Regions from separate parts of the Homo sapiens genome. Here region 2 is linked to region 1. The links are chromatin loops, found by intact Hi-C in ENCODE. Cell type or tissue: IMR-90. All regions are shown on one strand. Each heading gives the region's core, and the rest is flanking DNA. Links, peaks and the distances in the headings are about the cores only.

The links. A loop is a pair of places that touch in the nucleus more often than their neighbours do. Peaks named below come from ENCODE experiments on the same cell type or tissue, not always from the same donor. Only the 100,000 strongest peaks of a DNase experiment are listed, where the experiment ranks them.
Region 2: a loop joins it to region 1, with 2.0 times the contacts of the local background. A loop is called at or near these places in 4 of 110 quality-filtered maps.

What each region holds. Positions count from the first base shown.
Region 1 is chr1:236,028,163-236,033,543 of GRCh38, reverse strand. NID1 (nidogen 1) reads left to right here. Exons shown (of 20, transcript NM_002508.3): 6 at 892-1,143; 7 at 3,794-3,994. Among named protein-coding and RNA genes, the nearest start is that of NID1, 34 kb to the left of the region's middle. In IMR-90, for the core only: no CTCF peak of the experiment used is centred there; a DNase peak (open chromatin) is centred at 2,743; H3K27ac peaks cover 669 bases.
Region 2 is chr1:235,982,143-235,987,523 of GRCh38, reverse strand. NID1 (nidogen 1) reads left to right here. Exons shown (of 20, transcript NM_002508.3): 15 at 2,019-2,145. Among named protein-coding and RNA genes, the nearest start is that of LINC02768, 12 kb to the right of the region's middle. RefSeq lists a silencer at 5,249-5,381. In IMR-90, for the core only: no CTCF peak of the experiment used is centred there; DNase peaks (open chromatin) are centred at 2,863 and 3,383; H3K27ac peaks cover 2,625 bases.

The sequences.
Region 1 (5,381 bases), core at 241-5,240:
AGCCTGGGCGGTGACTCTGTACTTGTCTGTGTGGCTTGTGCTGGCTGAGGCTCCAAGACTCAGACTGGCAGTGCTAACGCTGGGTGGTGGGACTGTATATGAGCTCACAGTGTTTATTAAAGTGTGTTATAGATCAGGCAGGCAAATGTCTATACTCCCAGGGCCATTCAGGTTAGCCTTGCTGTCCCAATGAAATGAGCAATTCCACACTCCTTTTACTCTCTCTCTCTCTTTTTTTGAGACAGTCTCGCTCTGTCACCCAGGCTGGAGTGCGGTGGCATGATCTTGGCTCACTGCAACCTTAGCCTCCCGGGTTCAAGCGATTATCCCACCTCAGCCTCCTGAGTAGCTGGGACTACAGGCACCCGCCATCATGCCCAGCTAATTTTTTTATTTTTAGTAGAGACAGGGTTTCGCCGTATTGGCCAGGCTGGTCTTGAACTCCTGACCTCAGGTGATCTGCCTGCCTCGGCCTCCCAAAGTGCTGGGATTACAGGCATGAGCCACCATGCCCATCCTCCTTTTACTCTCAAATGTGATAAATTCTATGGTCGCCTTAGTTCTAGGTCACCCCTGATATTCTTCTTCTTCTGAAATTCTGTTTTTAACTCCTGCAGTTCCTCAATGGCTGTCCGTGGAGACAGCTTTCGTGCTATCCATTTTCAGTCACAGGAAGAGAGGCAGGGGCATTGGAATTTTGAAGGCCCGCAGCATACAGTTGTGGGTAGTCTCAGGAAGAACAGCTGCTTTTGCTTACCCAAAGCCATTGACCCCAGTGCTGTTTTGTTTCTTTGCTTTCTTCACCAATAGGTACAGGTCCTACATATTACTCGTGTTTGAAAGACTGGCTTGGAAGTGATCTCTATATTCTTTCTTTGTTTTCTTGCTCAGGTTCCCCCCAGCGAGTCAATGGCAAGGTGAAAGGAAGGATCTTTGTGGGGAGCAGCCAGGTCCCCATTGTCTTTGAGAACACTGACCTCCACTCTTACGTAGTAATGAACCACGGGCGCTCCTACACAGCCATCAGCACCATTCCCGAGACCGTTGGATATTCTCTGCTTCCACTGGCCCCAGTTGGAGGCATCATTGGATGGATGTTTGCAGTGGAGCAGGACGGATTCAAGAATGGGTTCAGCATCACCGGTAATTTATATCCGACATTAAAATTAGTGGGTCACACAGTAGTGCCTAGGGGGAGGCCTGGGGATGGATGGAAGGAGAACTCTGAGTCTGCAGACAACTTAGAAGCATGTTGTTGCTCCTTTTTGTCTGTAGACAGGGCATCCTGTAGTTCTGTCTTGGAAATAAGATGATGAGGTAAAATGAACATGTAATATTATCATTAATATATAGCAACTGAGACTGCCTAGAATTGGGTTTTGATTGAGGAGCAATTTCGTGGTGGAGATTTAGGCGTTTCTGGCAGAACAAGTGATATCAGCTCGTAGAACCTCACAACTTCACAGTTTGCCTCATTCTATCAAGCCTGCCTCTGAATTCCAAACCAACCTGAAACTGATCTCAAGCCTGCCTCTGAATTCCAAACCAACCTGAAACTGATCTTTGATATTTCCTCAGGATTTGCTCAGAGAGAAGGAACCTGCCATTTCTAGCTAGTTACTTAAGCTGCATAAACATAATCCTCAGAAGTCTTAGGAAGCCTAGATATCCTTGGAGTTTTTTAGAGACTGTGCCCTATTGAGGAAGGTTCAGTCTTTACTGGACGCGTGGGCAGATGGCTTGAGGGATGTTTCCTTGGTGTTGTGGTGGCCTTCCCCTTGCCCTGCCAAGACCAGCCCAACCTTTGCATGCTGGAGACCCATTCCCGAGAACAGCTGGGTTGGAGGAGTCTGTGTCCTTCATCGCTGGTCACTTCCAGGACCTGGAGTTTGTTGTGCTGGGGCACAGGTACCTAGCCACTGCCTCCGACGACCTAGACCTGCCTTCTCCCCCACTGCCTGAGCCAACCTGGAGCCTTAGCCAAGGCTTTATTAGAGGAAACACTGCTGGAAGCAGGGTCTCCATCCAGGCTGCACGCTGGTAACCCCTCCAAAAGTTATGGCATATAAATACATAAAGTGTGGCCGTCTTAAGAAAGGAGAGGCTATCTATTAGAAAAGGAGTGAGGCCGGGCATGGTGGCTCACGCCAGTAATCCCAGCACTTTGGGAGGCCGAGGCACATGGATCACAAGGTCAGGAGATTGAGATCATCCTGGATAACACAGTGAAACCCTGTCTCTATGAAAAATACAAAAAATTAGCCAGGTGTGGTGGCGGGCACCTGCAGTCCCAGCTACTCGGGAGGCTGAGGCAGGAGAATGGTGTGAACCCAGGAGGCGGAGGTTGCAGTGAGCCGAGATCGTGCCATTGCACTCCAGCCTGGGCAACAGAGTGAGACTCTGTATTAAAAAAAAAAGAAAAAAAGAAAAAAAGAAAAGGATTGAACCTGCTCAAAAGATTTGCTACTTTTTGGCCTAATGTTTTTTCTTCCTAGTCCACAGGCATATATATTCTGAGTGTTATAACAATATTGATGCTCTCATGCAAACCAGATGCCCTTTTCTTTGCAAATATCATTGAGCTGCAGTCAAACTCACAGACCCCACTCCTTCCCTGCACAGCTTTTCACAGTTTGTTTTTTTAATATGAGTTAATTTATATTGGTGCTATTTTGTAATATACATGGACTTCAGCTGGGCTGAGGGAGAGGAAGTCTTTGCAAATTCCTGACAGCAGCAAATCTGTTTACTCCAATGATCCTTCTGAATTTCTCCTGGTCCTGTGTTATCTTTGAGATACTTGCCTGGGACTTGTTTAACTATAAAGCTGAGGTTGTCAAACTTTTTCGGCAAAGGGCCAGATAGTAAATATTTAAAGCTATGCCTAATTATTTTAGGCCATATGGTCTCTGTTGCGACGGCTCAACTCTGTCATTGCAGAGTGAAAAGCAACCACAGACAATATATAAATGAATGAGCATGGCTGTGTTCCAATACAACTTTTTGACTGGGCACTGAAATTTAAATTGTATATAATTTTCACATACCATGAAATACTGTTCTTTTGATTTTTTTTTAACCATTAAAAAATGTAAAGACCTTTCTGAGCTCAAGGGTTGTAGAAAAATAGGCAGCTGGCAAGATTTAGCCCTGAGGCCATAGTTTGTCAACCCCTGCTGTCACGGGGCAGGTCATTGTGGAAAAGGGAGAAGTATTTTTCCTGCCTGTCTGGGGCTGCCGCCTTGCACAGACCAAGAGGAGTTCCTAAGCCATCATGGTAGCAGGTGATCCTAGGATGGTTTCTGGTACTGGGAATGGTTTGCCACGAGCAACTCACCCATCCAACCAGGACGTAGCTATTTCAATATTCATCACCGTAACTGGCATTATGGAGCACTTGACAATTTGCAGAACATAGATTGTATCCTTTTTTTAATCATCAGGGAAATGGAGGCTCACAGGAGTTAAGTAGCTTACTCAAGTTCACCCAGACAGAGCCTAGCACAGCTGGGAGTCCAACCCCTGTCCTCCGCTATTTCCAGCACAACCCTTGAGCCAACCCAACAGATGCTGGGCTGTGGCTAGGAAGCCTCTTCTCTCCTCTGCGTGTGGCTCAGTTGGGCCACAGGGATGTCTGAGCTCTGTCTTCAGTGTCACCAGTTCTATGTTCTACAGCCAAACCAAAGCACCTGCAGAAGCGTTCGCACCAACCCCACTCCACACTGTGAGCCTGGGGCGGGCAGAAGGGCGCGCTCCCCAGTCAGCAAAGTGACAGTCTCATCTTGTTTTTCAGGGGGTGAGTTCACTCGCCAGGCTGAGGTGACCTTCGTGGGGCACCCGGGCAATCTGGTCATTAAGCAGCGGTTCAGCGGCATCGATGAGCATGGGCACCTGACCATCGACACGGAGCTGGAGGGCCGCGTGCCGCAGATTCCGTTCGGCTCCTCCGTGCACATTGAGCCCTACACGGAGCTGTACCACTACTCCACCTCAGGTGAGCCCCAGCTGTGTCCCAGGGCCAGCCCCAGACCGGCCACTAGCCTCGTGCTCTTGACCCACCACGGCAGCCGTGAACTGGGGCTGTCTCTGGGATCTGGAGAGGGAAATACACCGGGCCTTACAGTCACCTTCCCCTCAATTATAGACATAGGACGCACTACTCCTTGTAGAGAATTTTGTGCAAAAAAGACAATACGCATGAGTTAGAGTTGTAAAACCTGGACATAATTATTATGACATTTAAGTGTATTTCTTTTCAGCTTTTTCTCCAGCATCTATCTATTTACATGTATATGAAATATCCCAACATATAATTTCATGATAAACTAATTTTATTATACATCTATTTGTACTTTTTTTTTTTTTTGAGACAGGGTTTCACTCCTGTTGCCCAGGCTGGAGTGCAGTGGTGCGATCTCAGCTCACTACAACCTCCGCCTCCTGGGCTTGAGCAACCCTCCTGCCTCAGCTTCCCAAGTAGCTGGGCCTACAGGCACATGCCACCACACCTGGCTAATTTTTGTATTTTTAGTAGAGATGGGCTTTCATTATGTAGGCCAGGGTGATCTGGAACTCCTGACCTCAAGTGATCTGCCTGGCTCAGCCTCCCTAAGTGCTGGGATTACAGGTGTGAGCAACTGCGCCCGGCCACATCTGTATGTACTATTAAAAACTACATTTATTCTCCATTTGGTGCCTGGTTTTAAATAATATCAAACTTACGTGAAAACTGAACAAAGCCCAAAAAACGTTCACATACTATTTATCTAGCTTCACCAATTGTTAACATTTTGCCACATTTACTTTACCATTCTCTCTCTGTCTCTCTGTCTCTCCATATATATATATATATATATGTATACTGACCATTTGAGAATAAGTTGTATATATCATGATAGATCGTTCTTTAAACACTTCATTTGTTTTTCCTAAGAACAAGGACATTCTTTTACAAGGCCACAGTACAGTTATCAAAATTGAGAAATTTAACATGGATACACAGTGATATGTATAGTTTTTTGGTTGTTGTTTGTTTTGAGACGAGCCCTCACTCTGTCGCCCAAGCTGGAGTGCAGTGGTGCAGTCTCGGCTCACTGCAGCCTCAACCTCCTGGGCTCAAGTGAGCCTCCCACCTCAGCCTCCTGAGTACCTGGGACTACAGGCACACTACCATGCCTGGCTAATTTTTAAATTTTTGTACAGATGGGGTTTTGCCATGTTACCCATGCTTATAGTTTTTATTTAAATAAAATTGCAATCATACCACATTGTTATATCTTCACCTTTTCAGTTAATGTCAAATCGTGAATGTTTAGTAGTCTCATTAAGCAGTCTTTGAAAACACTTTTTAAGGAATCTGTGTGATTCTACTGGATGGCTAT
Region 2 (5,381 bases), core at 190-5,189, 46 kb after region 1:
AGTTTGTGCTTCTGTTTTGTTTTTAAGTTTTTATTTTGAAGTAATCAGAGCCACAGGAAGTTGGAAAGGTATACAGAGAGGTCCTGTGTACCTTTCACCTGGTTTCTCCCAATGGCTAAATTTTACATAAGTATGAATTCCTATAGTTTTAAAATATTTTAATTTGCAAAAGATCTCGACAAGGCTTTGCCAAATCAACCTATGGGCAGATGGCTTGTTTTGAGGTGGTTGCTTTAGAGAAGTTAAGCAACTCAGTGTTCTTTCTAGGTTGGAGTTTTGTCTATGTATCACCATAGTTCGTCATACATAATGAGCACCTAATAAATACTCATTAATGAGTTACTGGCAGGTAATTGATTTGCCTTGTCTGAGGAGAGGCTGGCTTACTCAGAGCTAACTCTCAGTGGCTTTTCAAACCAAACAATAGCCCAGTAGATTTTCATGAAACTCAAATCACATGTAAAATGTTACTCAACTTTGCTTCCTCTGGTCCTTTTCTGTCTCACTTTTGTAAGAACTAATGTGTGGAAAAGGACTCTGGGCGTGTTTGCTGAAGGAAATGTTTTCTTTCCTTAAAGCCATGGAGGGCCAGAGAAGTTGATGAGCATGTTTGCTGAAGGAAATGTTCTCTTTCCTTAATACCACGGAAGGCCAGAGAAGTTGATAGGCATGGGATGCCGTGAAGGAGGTACCCACAGTTGAGGCCTGAGCATTTGGTTGTGATGGTTTAAGAGAGTGAATATCTTAAAAGTGCACAGCCTTGTCTGGGCGCACTGGCTTACGTCTGTAATCTCAGGACTTTGGGAGGCCCAGGCGGCTGGATCAGTTGAGCTCAGGAGTTCGAGACCAGCCTGGGCAACATAGTGAGACGCTGTCTCTACAAAAAAATAGAAAAATTAACTAGGTGTGCTGGCACATGTCTGTAGTCCCAGCTACAATTTAAATGTAAATTGTTTACATTTAACCTTATTTATCCCTTCATTTATTTGGGTCTTTTATAGTTTCATGCTGCAATGTTTTATAGTATTCATTGTGGAATCCTGCATATTTAAAAATGTTTATCCTTATATATTTTCTGGTTTTTTTTTTTGATGCTGTCACAATTATTAAGGTTTATTTTCTATATTTTGCTAGTATATAGAAAAATAATTTTATATTGACTTTGTATCTTGCATCCTTGCTAGATTCACTTTTGATTATAGCAGTTTTATAGATTCCCCATGACTTTCTACATAAATAACCATATTATCTTAGAATAGAGTAATTTTACTTCTTCAATATGTATGCCTTTTATTTCTTTTTCTTTATCACCTTCAAGTAGGCAAAGATTTCTTAGTATTCAAAAAGCATTAGCCATAAAGGGAAAAAATAATAAATTAGACTTACTAAACATCAAAAACTTTTGCTCTTCCAAACACTATTAAGAAAATGAAAGAGCAAACTACATACTGAGAAGAAATAATGGGTGGGTGCAGTGGCTGGTGCTGGTAATCCCAGCACTTTGGGAGGCTGAGTCAGATGGCTTGCTTGAGCCAGGAGTTTAAGACCAGAGTGGGCAAGACAGTGAGACTCTGTTGCCACAAAAAATTTTAAGAAATGAGCTAGGCATGGTGGCACATGCCTGTAGTCCCAGCTACTTGAGAGTCTGAGGGCGAGGATCACTCGAGTTCAGGAGGTTGAGGCTGCAGTGAGCAGTAATCACGCCACTACACTCCAGCCTGGGCAACAGAGACCCTGTCTCAAAAAATACATATTTATGCATATATATACACACACACACACACACACACACACACACAAATTCCTATACATATAGATGTGCATATATGTGTATATGACAGGAGTTTTTTCTGAAATATACGAACAACTCCTACAACTCAATAATAAAAATTTTTAAATGAACAAAACACTTGACACTTCATTACAAAAGATATCCAAATGCCTGTAGGCACGCAAAAAGATTCTCACTATCAGATGCTTGTAGATGGACCATTCTAACCACTGGTCTTCACATCCAGGCTAAAGTCATCATTGGACTGGCCTTTGACTGCGTGGACAAGATGGTTTACTGGACGGACATCACTGAGCCTTCCATTGGGAGAGCTAGTCTACATGGTGGAGAGCCAACCACCATCATTAGACAAGGTAAGTAAGCAAATATCATTTTTCCTTTTTGGTTTTGCTTCTAGCAGCCAAAGTGGCCATGTATGCCAGAGAAGAACAGCAAATGAAGCCAAACTTTCACAAACATTTCTCAGTCTTTTGTTGCATTACTACGATAAAGTGTGTAAAGTTTAGGCACGTTCTACTTTTTTTTTTCTTTTTTTTTTTGAGACAGAGTCTCACTCTGTCACCCAGGCTGGAGTGCAGTGGCGTGATCTTGGCTCACTGCAAGCTCTGCCTCCTGGGTTCACGCCATTCTCCTGCCTCAGCCTCTCGAGTAGCTGGGACTAAAGTCGCCCGCCACCATGCCTGGCTAATTTTTTGTATTTTTTTTTAGTAGAGACAGGGTTTCACCGTGTTAGCCAGAATGGTCTCTATCTCCTGACCTCGTGATCCGCCCACCTCGGCCTCCCAAAGTGCTGGGATTACAGGTGTGAGCCACGGCGCCCGGCAGGCACAATCTACTTTTCAGTGTTCAACCTCAATTCCTCAATTGAGGAAATTCCTCATTAAGGATGCCAATTTCAACCAATGACTCTGTGCTTTGTTTTTCATGCCTACCTTCAACAAATCAAGACTGTTTTACATGGGTATGATTTATCTAGTTGAAAGACCATTACAACAAAAATCCAAAGGCCTCTAAAAATTCCACTGTGCTGAAATGGTCAAGTATTACATGTTGCTTAATTCAGCGACTCATCAACTGACTTGGGAATATTTTTGCTCCTATGGCATTGTCATGCTGATGATATTTGTTCTGTGGAGTCACCTTGCGTTCTCTGCAAAATATTCACATCAAAGATACATCTTTAAAATAGAGCAGCCTCATTTTGTATTTCTTTTTACTTGGCACTGAATGTAGTTTTTTCTATTTTCAATGGAATGTTTCCCTCACAATTGATATTCTAGAAGATTTCCTGTGCCTGTGGAACAACTCCCGAAGCATTTTTTCCCTTCTTTGTTGCCTTCAGTAAAGATGATGCGGCAGGAATGAAGCTGAGGTTGAATTAACTATGTCTGGCTTTGGACATAGACCCTGAACCCTTTTCTGGAAGCCAACAGGCTATTTAAATCATGTCTTCCAGTTTTCATGCTTTGGTTTAGTGAAAAACAGTTTGAAAATGCCTATCTCCGTGTGTTAAAAATGTTATTGTTATTATCTATGATTTCATTTTAAAACCCAGTGGAAGAGGGGAATAGGTCATTGTTTGCTATTTCCTGTTGCTTTTGGAGCTCATAACCATCCAAGAACGCTGTAAGCACAGTAAGAAGCATTCCAAGCAAAAGCCTAGTTACTGTGAAAACACAGAATTAAACCAAAATGTGATCTTTGTAGAAGAAAGATCACTGGGAATAATTTTCTTTTTTTTTTTTTTAAGAGAGAAAGAAGCTTCCAGTTATCTCCTTAGCATGGTACAGGTTGGTGCTTCCCTAGTGAGTGAGAGTGACAGTTAGGTATCATTTTCATTTCTTCCTTATTTCATAACAGCCCGGATCCCAGGCTTTCTTTCTTTCCTTGAGTTACAGACCCAACCAAGTATCTCTAAAAAGTATCATATCTTTGAGGTAAGCAGTAAGGAATACTTCTTCCTCGGACTGCACATTGAAGGATAAGATTATCCAGACCTTTCCCTTGGAAGAGTAGCTCATAAAGAAGTATTTTGAGTTGAGGGAGAGGGGGTTGGTTGCTCTTGGGTTTGAGATCGGGACCAAGGCTGGTTCTAAGGAGACAATATGCACGGAGCTCATGGAGCTTCCTCCAGGTGCCTCGCAAAGATGCTCTCACAGAGCAGCCTATATTCTCTGTTTTATTTGCGTATATCTGAGTGGCTCTTGTCTCTCACACAGGATGTGCTCATTCCAAATATACTCCAGAATGACTTATTCTGTTTCTATCTGAAAGCCAGAAGGGACCTTTGGAGGTCAGTCTCACTGTCCCTGTTCATCTAGGGACATGGGAAATATTTTAATATTTTAAAAATCTCTACTTTGTGTTTAGATAATAAAGATCTTGTTCAAGTGGGGTTTCTAATTCTCAATAAACTTCCTCTGGCGGGCTTTCTTTCTGGGGGCTCTGATGTGTCCAGCATCCAAGGTCACCATCATATTAGGGCTCTGGCGAAGGCTAATGCAAAGGGGGCTGAGGGTCTGCACTGCTTGTATGTCCACAGAAGAACACAGTATTGGAGCCAGGTGTGGTGGCTCATGCCTGTAATCCCAACACTTTGGGAGGCCAAGGCGGGGGATCACTTGAGGTCAGGAGTTTGAGACCAGCCTGGCCAACATGGTGAAACCCTGTCTCTACTAAAAATACAAAAATTAGCCGGGCATGGTGGCACGCACCTGTAATCCCAGCTACTCGGGAGGCTGAGGCAAAAGAATCATTTGAACTCAGGAGGTGGAGGTTTGCAGTGAGCTGAGATGGCACCACTGCACTCCAGCCTGAGCAACAGAATGAGACTCTGTCAAAAACAAAACAAAACAAAAAAACCCACAGTATTGGAATGGTTGCCTCATACCCCAGATCCCTCAGGTAGGGTAGCCCCTTCTCCTTCCTGCTTATACTCCAGTCATACTAAATGACCTTCATTCCTTTAATCAGTAGAAGGGAAAGAGTCCTAAGTGATATCAATAAAACACAATCGTTATTATTAATTTAAAAAAACTATATAATAAAACACCAATGTAATCTTCAGCTTCCAGTAAAGTTAGATGGGTGCTGAGGGTTTGCAGTGAAGGTTCATGTTACCCAGTGGCAACTCCTGGCTTGAAAATCAGTTGCTATAACCCAGTAAAGACTGGGGTGTTATTTGTAATCACTGACACCCCTTCTTTGTACCCCTTATACTTGTATGAAAGTAATAGCAGCTATGGTTTCTTGAAAGTATTATTTCAATGACCTTTATCCCCGATAGCTAATGAACAAGATAGAACTATTTTTCCATTCCCTATCTTAAGATCTTCCACTGCCTCCCCTCTGCCTAAGTTCTAAGTTCATTAACATGGCCTCCTACCTTCATCTCTGACCACTCCCCCACCCTCATAGTCTCCAGCCACATACAATGACATCCTGTTCACTTTAAGCCACCATCCAGCCTTCCTTTATACCTATGTGCCAGTCTCGCTACCTAAAAAGCCCTCATCCAGGATCCTTGTTTGACAAACTGCTATTGGTCCTTCAGGTGCCAGCTTCAAGCAATGTCACCTCCCCCAGGAAC